2 separate regions of the Homo sapiens genome follow, and region 2 is linked to region 1. The links are chromatin loops, found by intact Hi-C in ENCODE. Cell type or tissue: OCI-LY7. All regions are shown on one strand. Links, peaks and the distances in the headings refer to the core of each region. The heading gives the core; the rest is flanking DNA.

Evidence for each region. A loop is a pair of places that touch in the nucleus more often than their neighbours do. Peaks named below come from ENCODE experiments on the same cell type or tissue, not always from the same donor. Only the 100,000 strongest peaks of a DNase experiment are listed, where the experiment ranks them.
Region 2: it touches region 1 in a loop (8-fold over the local background); 1 of 110 quality-filtered maps calls a loop at or near these places.

Annotation. Positions count from the first base shown.
Region 1 is chr6:116,403,211-116,407,210 of GRCh38, forward strand. All of the region lies in intron 2 of DSE (dermatan sulfate epimerase), which reads left to right. Among named protein-coding and RNA genes, the nearest start is that of DSE, 34 kb to the left of the region's middle. RefSeq lists an enhancer at 1,861-1,910 and a silencer at 2,874-3,083. In OCI-LY7, for the core only: no CTCF peak of the experiment used is centred there; DNase peaks (open chromatin) are centred at 2,061, 2,621 and 2,971; H3K4me3 peaks cover 1,489 bases; H3K27ac peaks cover 2,557 bases.
Region 2 is chr6:116,015,038-116,023,553 of GRCh38, forward strand. All of the region lies in intron 1 of FRK (fyn related Src family tyrosine kinase), which reads right to left. Among named protein-coding and RNA genes, the nearest start is that of FRK, 42 kb to the right of the region's middle. In OCI-LY7, for the core only: no CTCF peak of the experiment used is centred there; a DNase peak (open chromatin) is centred at 4,654; H3K27ac peaks cover 1,179 bases.

The DNA of each region.
Region 1 (4,000 bases), core at 1-4,000:
CCCCGTTTCTCTCCCTTTTGCTAAGGAACACACATTCTTCATTACAGTAAAAGTAACAGAGTAATTTGAGCTTGTGCTGAACTTAGTTTTAAAAGTAAAATTAAAAAGGTATTATTTTAATCCAATATATAATGGCAAAATATTCTTTATTAAAAATTACAATGGCAAAGATATCAGCAATAATAATTTTAATTTAATAAATTTTATTAAATTAATAAAATTTAATAATTTTAATTTAATAAAAAATATCAGCAATAAAGTTCTACTGTAACTTTTCCCCTAGAAGATTAAGGAAGCATAAAATATTGTGCTTCAAATTAGAAGTAGCTGAGAAAGAAAAGAGGGGGGAAAGACTGGAGACATTGACTGGACAAGGAATGTGACAGTTGCTAAAAGGCATCTAAAACGCACCATGAGTGGGCCACAGGTGGACACTGAGGGGTTTGGTTGGTTGGTTGGTTGGTTTTCGTAGCAAAGAAAGTAGGCTTAGTCAATATTGAAGTTTACAGTGACTATGGGATCAGTTACTCTGTAGAACTGACTACTCTCTTGGCCCAAGGATCAGAAGGAAGTTTCCCATAGGGCTTTTATGAAGAACCCTCGCAGCCTTCTCATCCTTGCAGTGTACGTATGATGAATTGCACAGTGTTATTTCTTTACACCAGACTGACCTGAGAGCGGGACCATGCCTGTTTTGCTCATATGTGTATCCCTCGATGGAGGATCTCCAAAGCAAAGTTTACTAAAACCTTGATCAGGGAGGGAGTGGGGGTGGTGAAAAGGATGGATATATGGGGTAGCCCAGGCTACTTTTTTCCTAATCTAGCTTAATCCTTTGGTAGAATTTTGCATGTGTAGAAAAATGAAATGACTGCCTGTCCACCAGGCAGCCTCCCTATACCTTATGAATCTTAGCCAAGCTCTTGGTAGATGGGTTGCTATGAGCTTAACATTACACTCCTCAGCAAATTCTTAGTGATTTTCCGGAGCTAAAAACAAACAAACAAAATGTACTCAAATAATTATTGGAAAACATTACAGATCCTGAATCACTTAAGAAAGGTGCAGTTAAGTTTACCATATTTCACTTAATAATATGGGAAGATGAATGCATTTAAAAGAGGTTTAGGATAGGATTGTAACTGAGATCACTTATTGTTCAAGCCCTGGTTGATAACATAGAATTATACAGCATCCATTTCCAAGCAGCAGGCTTTTCATGGCTCCTTGTCTTAATTTGTAAACCCTGAGGAACAGGTCTGGCCCAGTGGTCTTTGGATCTGTCCTTGCATCTTGGCTCTGCCATTGTGTTAGCCACATGTCCTTTGACAGGTTCCTTACACTCTGTAAACTTGGTTCTTCATCTGTAAAATATGGGTTATTCCTCCCACACAAGGTCATCCCAAGGATTGAATGAAGTAATGCATATAAAGCTCTTAGCATTATGTGCCTGGCACATAGTTTTACTAAAAAGTTTGTTATTATTACACAGGAATAGTTACGAATATATAACTTTATTCTCGCTAGGTTTCTTGGTACACAGTACTCCATTTTAGCTATGTTGTCACTCTGGAGTTGTGTTTTTGAAAAGTATTTGTTGTGACTCTTTAGTTCTCTCTTTATAGTATTTTTCCTTACTTATCATCAGACAGAAAATAAATCACAGAGGAAAGAAATTACTTCACTCTTGCATTGGAGCCAGTTAGCTACAGGAAATCAGGAGAACTGGTGAGGGAAACAAAGAAAGTTGAACTTTTGGACAGAGAAGTAATTGTGTTTTTTTTTTTTTTTTGCAACAGACTGAGTATTAAATTCTTGCCTGTGATTGCAAACTTCTGGATGGTGTCATCCGAGGGTGTATTTGCAAAAATAAAATATAATTATAAAATATAAAGAGAGAAAAAAGGTCTCTAGCATATTGAAATGAACCAGTTTCATTGCTGTACGTATGAAAATGAGGAGTGTGCCTGCCTTGCTCAGCATTGCCTGCTGGGCTTCAAATGCAGTTCTCTGCAGCTGTTTCTCGGGTTTTTCACTTCTCAAAATTGCAAGTTAAAACTGAAAATCAAAAGCCGGGAGAATGTAGCTGGGCCTCAAACATGTGGAGCCACAGCCCTGTGAGTAAAAAGATCAGGTTTTCTTCTCATGACCTTACAGTGAGGAAGGCTGGGCGGCTTAGCCCAGAATGCACCTGGAATCCATTAAAGTGGACTCGTGGAGACAAATGCTGGGCTGTCAGAAAACCCAGCCTCTAATTCCCCTGGCTTTTTCTCATTCATGTTTTTCCCTTTCTCTTACCCTTCCCCCTCACTCTTTCTGCCTCTCTTTTTCTCTGTTCTTTTCATTCTGTGACCTAAGGGAAGCTATTCCCTTTTATGCTGCTGCAGAGACTTAAAAATACTATAGAAGGGTAAAATAACTTATGAGGCTTTTTACAACGATCAAATTATTTAAAATTTACAGAAACACACAGCCATTGGGAATTCACTTCTTGAATGCCGTTTATTAAGCAGGTTGTTGCCATCAGTGTTACAAATGGATTCTTGGGCAGGAATCAAGGTCAGGTGCCCTGTGGTGGGAGGAAGCAGATGAAGAGGACCCGAGGGAGAGGCATAGGCAGGTGTACAGATTAGTTGAGCAGCCCAGTTACAGTGCCATTGGACAGTTGTGTGGTGCACAGTCACACCCTAAATAGGATGTTCTGCTCACCTAAATTGTTAGGACTCAACTAATTTAAACTCTTCCCCATCTATTTCAAATGCAGGTGAAGATAAAGTTACTCTAATAATGCTTCTTTCTAACAATAACTTTAAAAATGTTATGACAGTTATAAATCATACATGATTGAAAGGAAATCCGAAGTTAATTTTCTTTGTAAGATATGTTTATTGACTCTAAGATTCAGTATTGGTATGACCCTCAAGTCATCTCTGCGATGGGTGACTCACTTGCTCGCCTACCTCCCGCCCTTTCAGTGTCATTTGATACCTTTTTAAATGCAACATGGGCGGGCTTTCAGAGTTGTCAGAGGGAACTGTGCTCAAGGCCAGAGGAGTTCTCGTCCCTCTTTAATTGGGGTATAAATCAGTGCCCCTCACCCCATATGAACAAAGGCAACATGAATATATTAAGTTTCATGTAGTCTTTACAATCTGGGTCTTAAATTTTTCTAACATAAAAATCTGGCAAGCATGATGTTTGAATTTTGTGGATGTCTTGCCTCATTATCATAAGGGAAAATGTTAGTTGGCAAGTGCCGCATGTATGTCTGTATTCTCTTTCATTGATACTTCATAATCACTTTTTAAAAGTTGGCTTTATTTTTTGGATGAAATATTCACGCCTAACACCACTTAAGATGTAGGGTCTTGCTGACATTAAGTTCATGCTAATGATAACTTGAGAGTAATAATGACATGAGTATGTTCATGGAGTCCTTTATAAAGCTGGGTAGTTCCTTTTACCTTAGGTATCTTAAGAATGGCTTTTTTACTTCTTTGTCTCCTTCTGCCATGTCCATTAAGGGAACACATTTCAGTCATGCTTACCACAGTCTCTCTCATCCATCTTTCCTTTTCCTTTCCAGTGTCAACATGCGAGTTCTGGACAGCACAGGAGGAGATACCATAGTCGGGGGCCAGATCATTGCTTATCCCACATAAGCCTGTGGTTTAGAAAGCTTTCTGTTTAGGATGGCTTGGAAGGAATGACTCAGGAAAAAAGAAACGGTTAGAAGCTTATAATATTAGTGTAGGAGGGAAATGAAGACCACAGTTAAAACAGTGAGGGTGGGGAGAAGAAAGTATAAATTTAAGAGACATATAAGACTGAAAATCTACACAGAGATTGATCAGATATAGGACACTCTTTCTTAAAGTGTGAGTCTTTCACCATATTGGGTATCCTTAAAAAGACAGATTCCTGGGTTTCGCCCAGACTCACTGAATCATATCTTCTTGGAGTAGGCCACAGAACCTGCATTTTTAACAAGTCCTCTATA
Region 2 (8,516 bases), core at 2,296-6,295, 390 kb before region 1:
AGCTGGTGCCAAGGCCACAACCACAACCTACCACCTTGAAAATCACTTATTCATTTTTTATTCAAAATTTACTTATTGATATGGTTTGGCTCTGTGTCCCCACCCAAATCTCTCTCTAATTATAATCCCCATGTGTTGGGGAAGGGACCTGGTGGGAGATGACTGGATCATGAGGGTGTTTCTTCCCATGCCGTTCTCATGGTAGTGAGTTCTCACAAGAGCTGATGGTTTAAAAGTGGCAGTTTCTCTGAACTCTCTCTCTCCTGCCACCATGTAAGATGTGCCTTGCTTCCCCTTCCACCATGATTGTAAGTTTCCCGAGTCTTCCCCAGCCATCCAGAACTGTGAGACAATTAAACCTCTTTTCTTCATAAATTATCCAGTCTCAGGTAATATCTTTATAGCTGTGTGAGAACGGACTAATACAGAAAATTGATAGCAGTAGAGTGGGGCACTGCTATAAAGAAAAACTGAAAATGTGGAAGCAACTTTGGAACTAGGTAACAGGCAGATGTTGGACAGTTTGGAGGGCTCAGAAGAAGACAGGAATATGTAGGAAAGTTTGGAACTTCCTAGACACTTGTTGAACAGTTTTGATCAAAATGCTGATAGTAATATGGACAATGAATTCCAGGCTCAGTTGGTCTCAGATAGAAATGAGGAAGTTATTGGGAACTGGAGTAAAGGTCACTCATGCTATGCTTTGGCAAAGAGACTGGTGGCATTTTGTCCCTGCCCTAGTGATCTGTGGAATTGTGAACTTGACAGAGATGATTTAGGGTATCTAGCAGAAGAGATTTCTAAGCAGTGAAGCATCCAAGATGTGACCTGGCTGATTCTGAAAGCAGTCAGTCATATGCATTCACCAAGAGATTATCTGAAACTGGAACTTTTATTTATCAGGGAAGCAGAGCATAAAAGTTTGGAAAATTTGCAGCCTGATCATGTGGTAGAAAAGAAAAGCCCATTTTCTGGGGAGCAATTCAACCCAGTTGCAGAAATTTGCTTAAGTGACCAGGGGCCAAATGTTAATAGCCAAGACAATGAAGAAAATGTCTCCAAGGCATGCCAGAGATCTTCATGGCAGCCCCTCCCATCACAGGTCCAGAGGCCTAAAAGAGAAAAATGGTCTCATGGGCTGGGTACAGGGTCCTGCTGCTCTGTGCACCTTCTGGACTTGGTGCCCTATGTCTCAGCTGCTCCAGCTCCAGCTGTGGCTAAAGGAGGCCAAAGTACAGCAGAGCACAATCTCTATAGTAGGTTGACTATAGTTAACATTAATCTACTGTTCCTTATTTGAATGTTCCTAGCATGAAGAAAAGAGAAATAGTTAAGGTAATGGATATTCCAATTCAGATTATATTAATGTATCAAATTATCACATGTACCCAGAGAATATGTACATCTTTTATGTACCAATAAAAAATAATTTTAAAAACTATACTGTCTAATCTTAATCCATACATGACACAGAGACACACACACATATATGTGAATGAGTGGATGGATGTGTGTGTGTGTTTGTGTGTGTGTGTGTAGCTGCAGATACCAACATGGATGTACAGATATGTACTAGTTTTACTGCTTTGGGGGGATTAAAATGAAGCAGGTGCCCCCAGGGAGTCAAGGTGTGAGACCTGGTCTGCTACAGGTCAGAACAAGCACACACGTTCTCTTTCTTTCTTCCTTCATTCTTTCTTTCTTTCTTTCTTTTTAATAATTTAGCCCTGTATACCCAGATACTCACTAAGCATTACTATCATGAATAATTACCAATAATAACACCAATGTTAATAACTAAAGATAGTTTAAAACCCATGTAAATGCCACCCACTGGACTTTGAAATAGTAGAAACTGAACACATCCACAGAGCAGCTTGTTCTCAAAAAGAAAGCCTGAAACAGTGCCAGAAAACACATCTTTTGTTTTCAGTGTCAACAAACTATTTGTCAGGAAACAAAAGGAAGGCTCTGCCTGCACTGATGGACTTTTCTGAAATCTGAAAATTAGTTTACTGCTTGCTCCTGCTTAGAATTACAGAAAGAAGCAGTTGCACAAATACATTACAAGCTTACTCCTCAGAACTGTTGTGGAAAAAGGCAGACTGAGAGAAGAAAGAGCCCCCACCTCCCTACCTCCCAACACACACCCGTGTTACTGTTAAATCAAGCAGAAAGCTGTCTCCTTACACGTTTTAAGTTCAGCCTAAAGGTTTCTCTGTACACAGTGAACTGCAACCTAAATGGATGTGCAAACAGACTGTAACCTACTCTTGTGCCAATCACCAAGTTTTGAGCAACCAAAGGTGGCCAACTGTTCAAACCCTGTTCAAAATAAGGCAAACACCGAGCTGTAACCAATCCAGCTGTTTCTGTACCTCTTTTCAATTTTTCTACATCGCTTTTCTTTTTCTCTCCATAAGTCCCTTTCCACCAGCTGGACTCTGTCTGAGCACACTCTGGCTCAGGAGACTGCCTGATTTGCCAACAGTTCTTTGCCCAGTTAAACTCTGCTAAGTTTAATTTGTCGAGGTTTTTCTTTTATCACTACCTAAGGATTAACCTTCTCTAGGGCCTCAGTTCTCAAACTCCAGTTTCTGAAGACTGTCCCAGGAAGTGTGTACAAGGCAAATAGTCTAAGAAGGTCGGAGGTAGAGCTCAGGATGCTGTAGGTTCCCAAGTGCCACAGGCAATTCAGAGGCAGGTAACCAAGGTACTACAATTTGAAAAACACAGCTGTTTCTAGAAGAGGGGGACTTTCTCTTAACATCTTCTCCTAAATCCTGAGTCATCCTGCCATAGCCCACCTTGCACCTTTTTCTCTCCAGTCCACTCTGCCTCACACTGCCTCACACTGGACCCCACTTCTTTATTTTCAACCCTTACAAAACATTACAAATTCAATCCAAATGCTGTATAAAATTTGTGAAGAGCAAAGCTTTAAGTACAATACAGAGCAGAAAACAAGTTCAAACAGATACCAGAAATTTCTGTTCATTGAAATTTAATGTCCTTTCTGCTGAAGAGGGAATTTCCCAAAACTTTTTCCCTTATGTCTAGGGCCCCCTAATAGGTTGCTGAGGAACCACTCCTCTTCCTCCTTTCTCTGTGCCAGGGATTTTACAACAAAATTCTCCATGTTTCTGTATGCAAAGCAGTTTGATTTCCTACCCAACCCTTACTCCAAACTAGATTCTGGGTCTCCCTCTGTATACCCCAGCACTTCTTAAATTGTTCTGCTCAATTAAGGCCCATCTATTCCATGTCTTTATTCTCAGCAGCACAAACAGCCAGAGCTTTGAAAACAGAATTTTCTTTAGCACATCAAATCCTTAGGCAAAGCTCTTCTCACACCATTATCCATAGCAGATGGTAGCAACAGAATTATGCATCCTCTCGCTGTCCAGAACAAGCCTATACCCTGGGGTAAGGGTGAAAGGCAGAGTCCTTCCAGTTATATTTGTGTTTTAAATAATTCAGTTTATTAAAATTATAAGTGTCTTGAAGTAGACTAAAATGTTTGCTCTCTTACAAAGTGTTTTCATAAGAGGATATACTCTAATAATACACAATGGAAATATTATTTGTAAATAGCATGTAAACTATTTATATACAAATATGTGTTTTGAGAAACTGAAATATTCCCTGCCTCAATGACTGCCTTACTAGTAAGCATATTGCAATTAAATAAAATTTTATTCCAGAATTTTAGTGATACAAAGACATTTCCACCATGCTCTTTGCCTGGGATAATTTTTTTTTAATCATTGAAATACTCAGAGCATAATAAAATCTGACCTGTTCACTGTGACCCAGGAAAGGATTTTAAAATCTTATAGATTTGAAGAGACCTGCTGTTGGAAAGAGGGCACAGTAAAGGAACATCCTAAAGCCTTAGAATTAGAGCTTCAAGTAAGCTTGAGGAGCATATTTCTCTGAAGGTGAATGATAATAGATTCATTGCACAAGCCAGCTCCCCTCTGACTTATCTCCAGTGCATTCTTTGGATGGCAAGGCAAGGGGCTTGTGGTAGGAAAGCCTTCCTCTACAGATCAAATGAGTCTGAGCACCTTGTTCCTTTCCTTCATAGCTCTTTCCTTAGCTTACTTTGTTTTTGGTATTATTTGATTAATTCCTACTTCCCATTACACATGTAAGCTCAAGAGAGTGGAAACCTTATCTTTTACTTATCACTGAAATTCCAAGAGCCTAGCACAACACATGGTATTAAATAAACTTGCATTCATACTGTTGAATGAATAAACAGATGATTATTTGAGGATGTGAGTCTTCCACTTGAAAGTTAAAAAGCTGACCAAATAATTTCAAAACGTAGGACAAGAATATAGAGAGAATATACTGAAGATTTGGTACAGAGAGCAAAAGAACAAGTCCACTTTTACCAGTAATGAATAACCTCATAGCCAATCAGATGATCACAATCCTATGACGACGATGACAATTATAACAATCATGTAAAGAATAACATTTGGATTCCACTTTATAATTGAGTGCCATCACCTAGAATATGGCACTTATTCTCAAGGCAACTCTTGGGGATAGTCAGAGCAAGTGCTTCAAAATCCCCACTTTGTGGAAAAGGGAACTAGAAATGAGAGAAATTGCATGATTTGTCATGCAGAAATAATAAGCAGAGCCAGTGTGTTGGCAGATGTGCAAAGCAGTTACATGTGACTTCACTAAAATTGTGCAGAATAGAAAGTGGGGAGTATGGACTTGTCCTCAAATAATAATACCACTCTACAGAGTGGGTCAGAAATAGCCAATAGTTATGACTTATTAAGACCCAAACTTCAGGTTCTAAAAATGTTCCTGTAGAATAACAGAATATCTGTTTATGAAGTTAAACATTAACTCCTATTTGTTATTTAGAGGTAGGCTTGGTTGCATAAGGATTAAAATTTGAAAACAGAAAGCAAAATGAGATTCAAATAAATATTTATTTGCAATCCTAAATGTGCAGCTATTACCAATAATAAATTATGATCTTAAAGAAACTTTTCTAAACTATCAACAACAAAAAAATTGATCAAACATTTCAAAAGTAAAACCAAATTATGATTTATTCCATCTATAGAAAACAGTATTACAAAATCATTGTGACATGAAGAGCCAAAGAGAATGAAGACAAAGACTACCATAAAAAAATTTATAAAAGACAGCTCATTAATATTTTATTATTCTCTAAATAATTTAAAGTGATCTCTTCTTTTGTCCTAGATCAATATTCCTTTTTTTTGTTTTTTGTTTTTTTTTGGAGTTTTGCTCGGACGCCCAGGCTTGAGTGCAATGGCATGATCTTGGCTCACTGCAACCTCCACCTCCTGGGTTCAAGTGATTCTCCTGCCTCAGCCTCCCGAGTAGCTAGGATTACAGGCACACGCCACCACATCCAGCTAATTTTGTATTTTTAGTAGAGATGGGGTTTCACCATGTTGGCCAGGCTGGTTTGAACTCCTGACCTCAGGTGATCCACCCACCTCAGCTTCCCAAAGTGTTGGGATTACAGACGTGAGCCACTGCACTGGGCCAATATTCCTTTTCTCAACAAATTCTGCAAACATCATTTTGTATCATTTTTCCTTAAGAGAGCTACCTCTCCAAATTACATATTCTATAGGCTCTCTAGATTCACCTGTGTTCAGAACTATTTTTGTAAACAGTAAATCGCAATGACAAGACACAATTTTTCCAACTCCTTGAGTTTCCATACATGTGCTTATAATAGGCATTTTTTAACTTTGCCTCATAAAACTTTTCAAATATATTCCAAAGTAGAGACAATAGTATAACCACTTTACCCAACATCCAGCTGCAACAATTATAATTTTTCTAATTGTATTTCTTGTGGTTTACTTTTGATATGAATACAGATTTCTAAACTGTGGTTGGTTTCTAAACCTCAGTTGGGAAATTGAAGTAAAAAAAAGGACTAATAAAAGTTCAGTGGTTTCATGTTTGCTTTGAAATGTAATATTTTTATGATCCATTAACTTTTAAAATCAAGTTCTTTCTGTTCTTTAGAAACTAAAAAGATGAATTATAAATGTTTTAAATGCTGAGAAACATTTTAAAAATATATTGAAAAAATAAATATTTATGGAGGCCTATTATGCACTGAAAGAATAAAAAAAAAAAAGACCATGCTTGCTTACAAGTTTACATTACAGTTGGAAAAACACAAACGTAGACCAGTATAAAAAGAAAAGAAGGGTCACAAAATATAAGCTTCCTAAGCACGCCATACATCATTTTGATGTCAGATAATTGGAGAAATATATTTTAAGAGAAATGTATCATGAGGAAACGTTTCATAATTGACATATATGATCAATATGTCAAATGGTGCAGACAAAATTTCACCTATAATGGTTGATCATTCAAAGGTTATGAGTAAAAAGAGTGATACAGTATAATTGCCTGGAATACATAACTATACTTCCACCTTCAAATTACAGTGCTATTAGTAGGAGTTTGACTTGACAAGCAGAGAACAAGGATTTTCTGCCTTATGATTTCTTTATGCTGCCTGCAGTCTTCATGCCCATTGTATGTAATTAACTAAAATTAAATTTACAGCAAAGGTCATGTCACTTTAAAATCTCTTAATAACAAAAATAAGATGATTAAGAAATCTGCATAAATTTTCTTAGCATGCCCTAATGCAAATCTTTCTATTGCTTTTTCAAAGCCATATATTCCCTTTCAATCCATGTTTTGAAAAAAGAACAAATTAAACCTAGAAGACATAGAAGGAAAGAAATAGTAAAGACAACAGTAAAAAATGGTCAAAGGAAAACCAAACCATGGGAAGAATGCACAAAGACAAAAATTGATATTTTTGGGAAGATTAATAAAAGTCATAAGGCTCTAACAAGATTGTTCAAGAAAAAAATCAAAAATAATTTATCAATATCAGCAATTAAAGAGGAGACCATCACAGATTCTCACATATATTAAATTAATAAAAAAAATGTTAACAACCATAGGACAATAAATTTGACAACTAAGATGAAATCGACAGGTTCCCCAATACATATAAAGTACCCAAAATAACACAAGAAGAAACAGAAAATATTAATAACCCTATATTTTTTAAAGAAATTACATTCATAATTTAAAACCTTCGCACAGAGAAAACTCCATGCCCTCAGGGCTTCACAAGTGAATTCTACCAAAATTTAAGGAAGAAATAATGTCAGTTTTACACATAAACTCTTTCAGAAAATACAGAAATAAAAAATGTTTTCCAATTTGTTTTATGACACAAAGTTACCCTGATACCAAAATCATAGAGAATCATCTTTTTCCAAGAAAAGGAAACTACAGATGAATATCTCTTATGAACACTGATTTGCAACCCCTTAAAATATACTGGTAAATCAAATTCATCAAAAATATATCACAACCAAATGGGATTTATCCCATTTAGAAGGTTATTTGAAAATCAGTTGTAATTGACCATGTTGATGAATTGAAAAAGAAAAACTATATAATCAGCCGCTCAATAGATGCAGAAAAATCTTTTTGAAAAAGTCAACATCTATTCATGATTTAAAAACAAAAACACTTAGCAAAGTTGAAATAGAAGAAAACTTTCTCATTCTGAAAAGGGGCAACAATATAAACCCTTCACCTAACATCATACTCAATGGTAAACTAAGAACAGACAAGAGCTACAAGCAGTTTTATATACACGGATGCAGACAAAGTCTGCAGTTAGATTCAGGCAACTTAATTATCTAATAAAACAAAAAAATAATAATTTTCAAAGAATGTGACAGAATCTAGAGTAGCTACAACAATGTCCTATATCCAATCACAGAAATAGCAGCATAGCAAAGAAACTGAAGAGTAACCCATACTCAGGCAAAAAAGCAGTCAACAAAAACGAACTCCAAGTATGTCCAGATGTTGAATTTTTAAATGGGCAGAAGACTTAAAGAGACACTTCACAAAAGGAAATATGAAGTTGGCTAATAAGCACAGGAAAATGTGCTCAACATCATTAGTCATCAAGGAAATGCAAATTAAAACCAACGTGAGATGGCAATTCATAACAAATAGAATAGCTAACAAAAAAACTAACAATACCAAATATTGGCAAAGATGTGGAGCATCTCTCATATGTAAAGTCAAAATAGTACAAGGCCTTTGGAGAAATATTTGGCAATATCTTATAAAGTTAAACATACATTGACTCTATGATGCAGCAATTCCACTCTTGGGTATTTACTTAAGAAAAATGAAAGCATATGGCCACAAGTAGACTTGCACAAAAATGTTAATATGAGTTTTGTTTGTAATAGACAAAAATGGGAAGCAGCCAAAATGTTCATCAACAACAGAATGGAGAAACAAATTACAATATAGTCAACTGGTACTCAGAATCAAAAATCAGCAAACTAATGATACATACAACAATATGATTGAGCCTCAAAACCATTATGTCAAGCCAAAGAAGCAAGACACAGAAAAGTAGATATATGATTGCA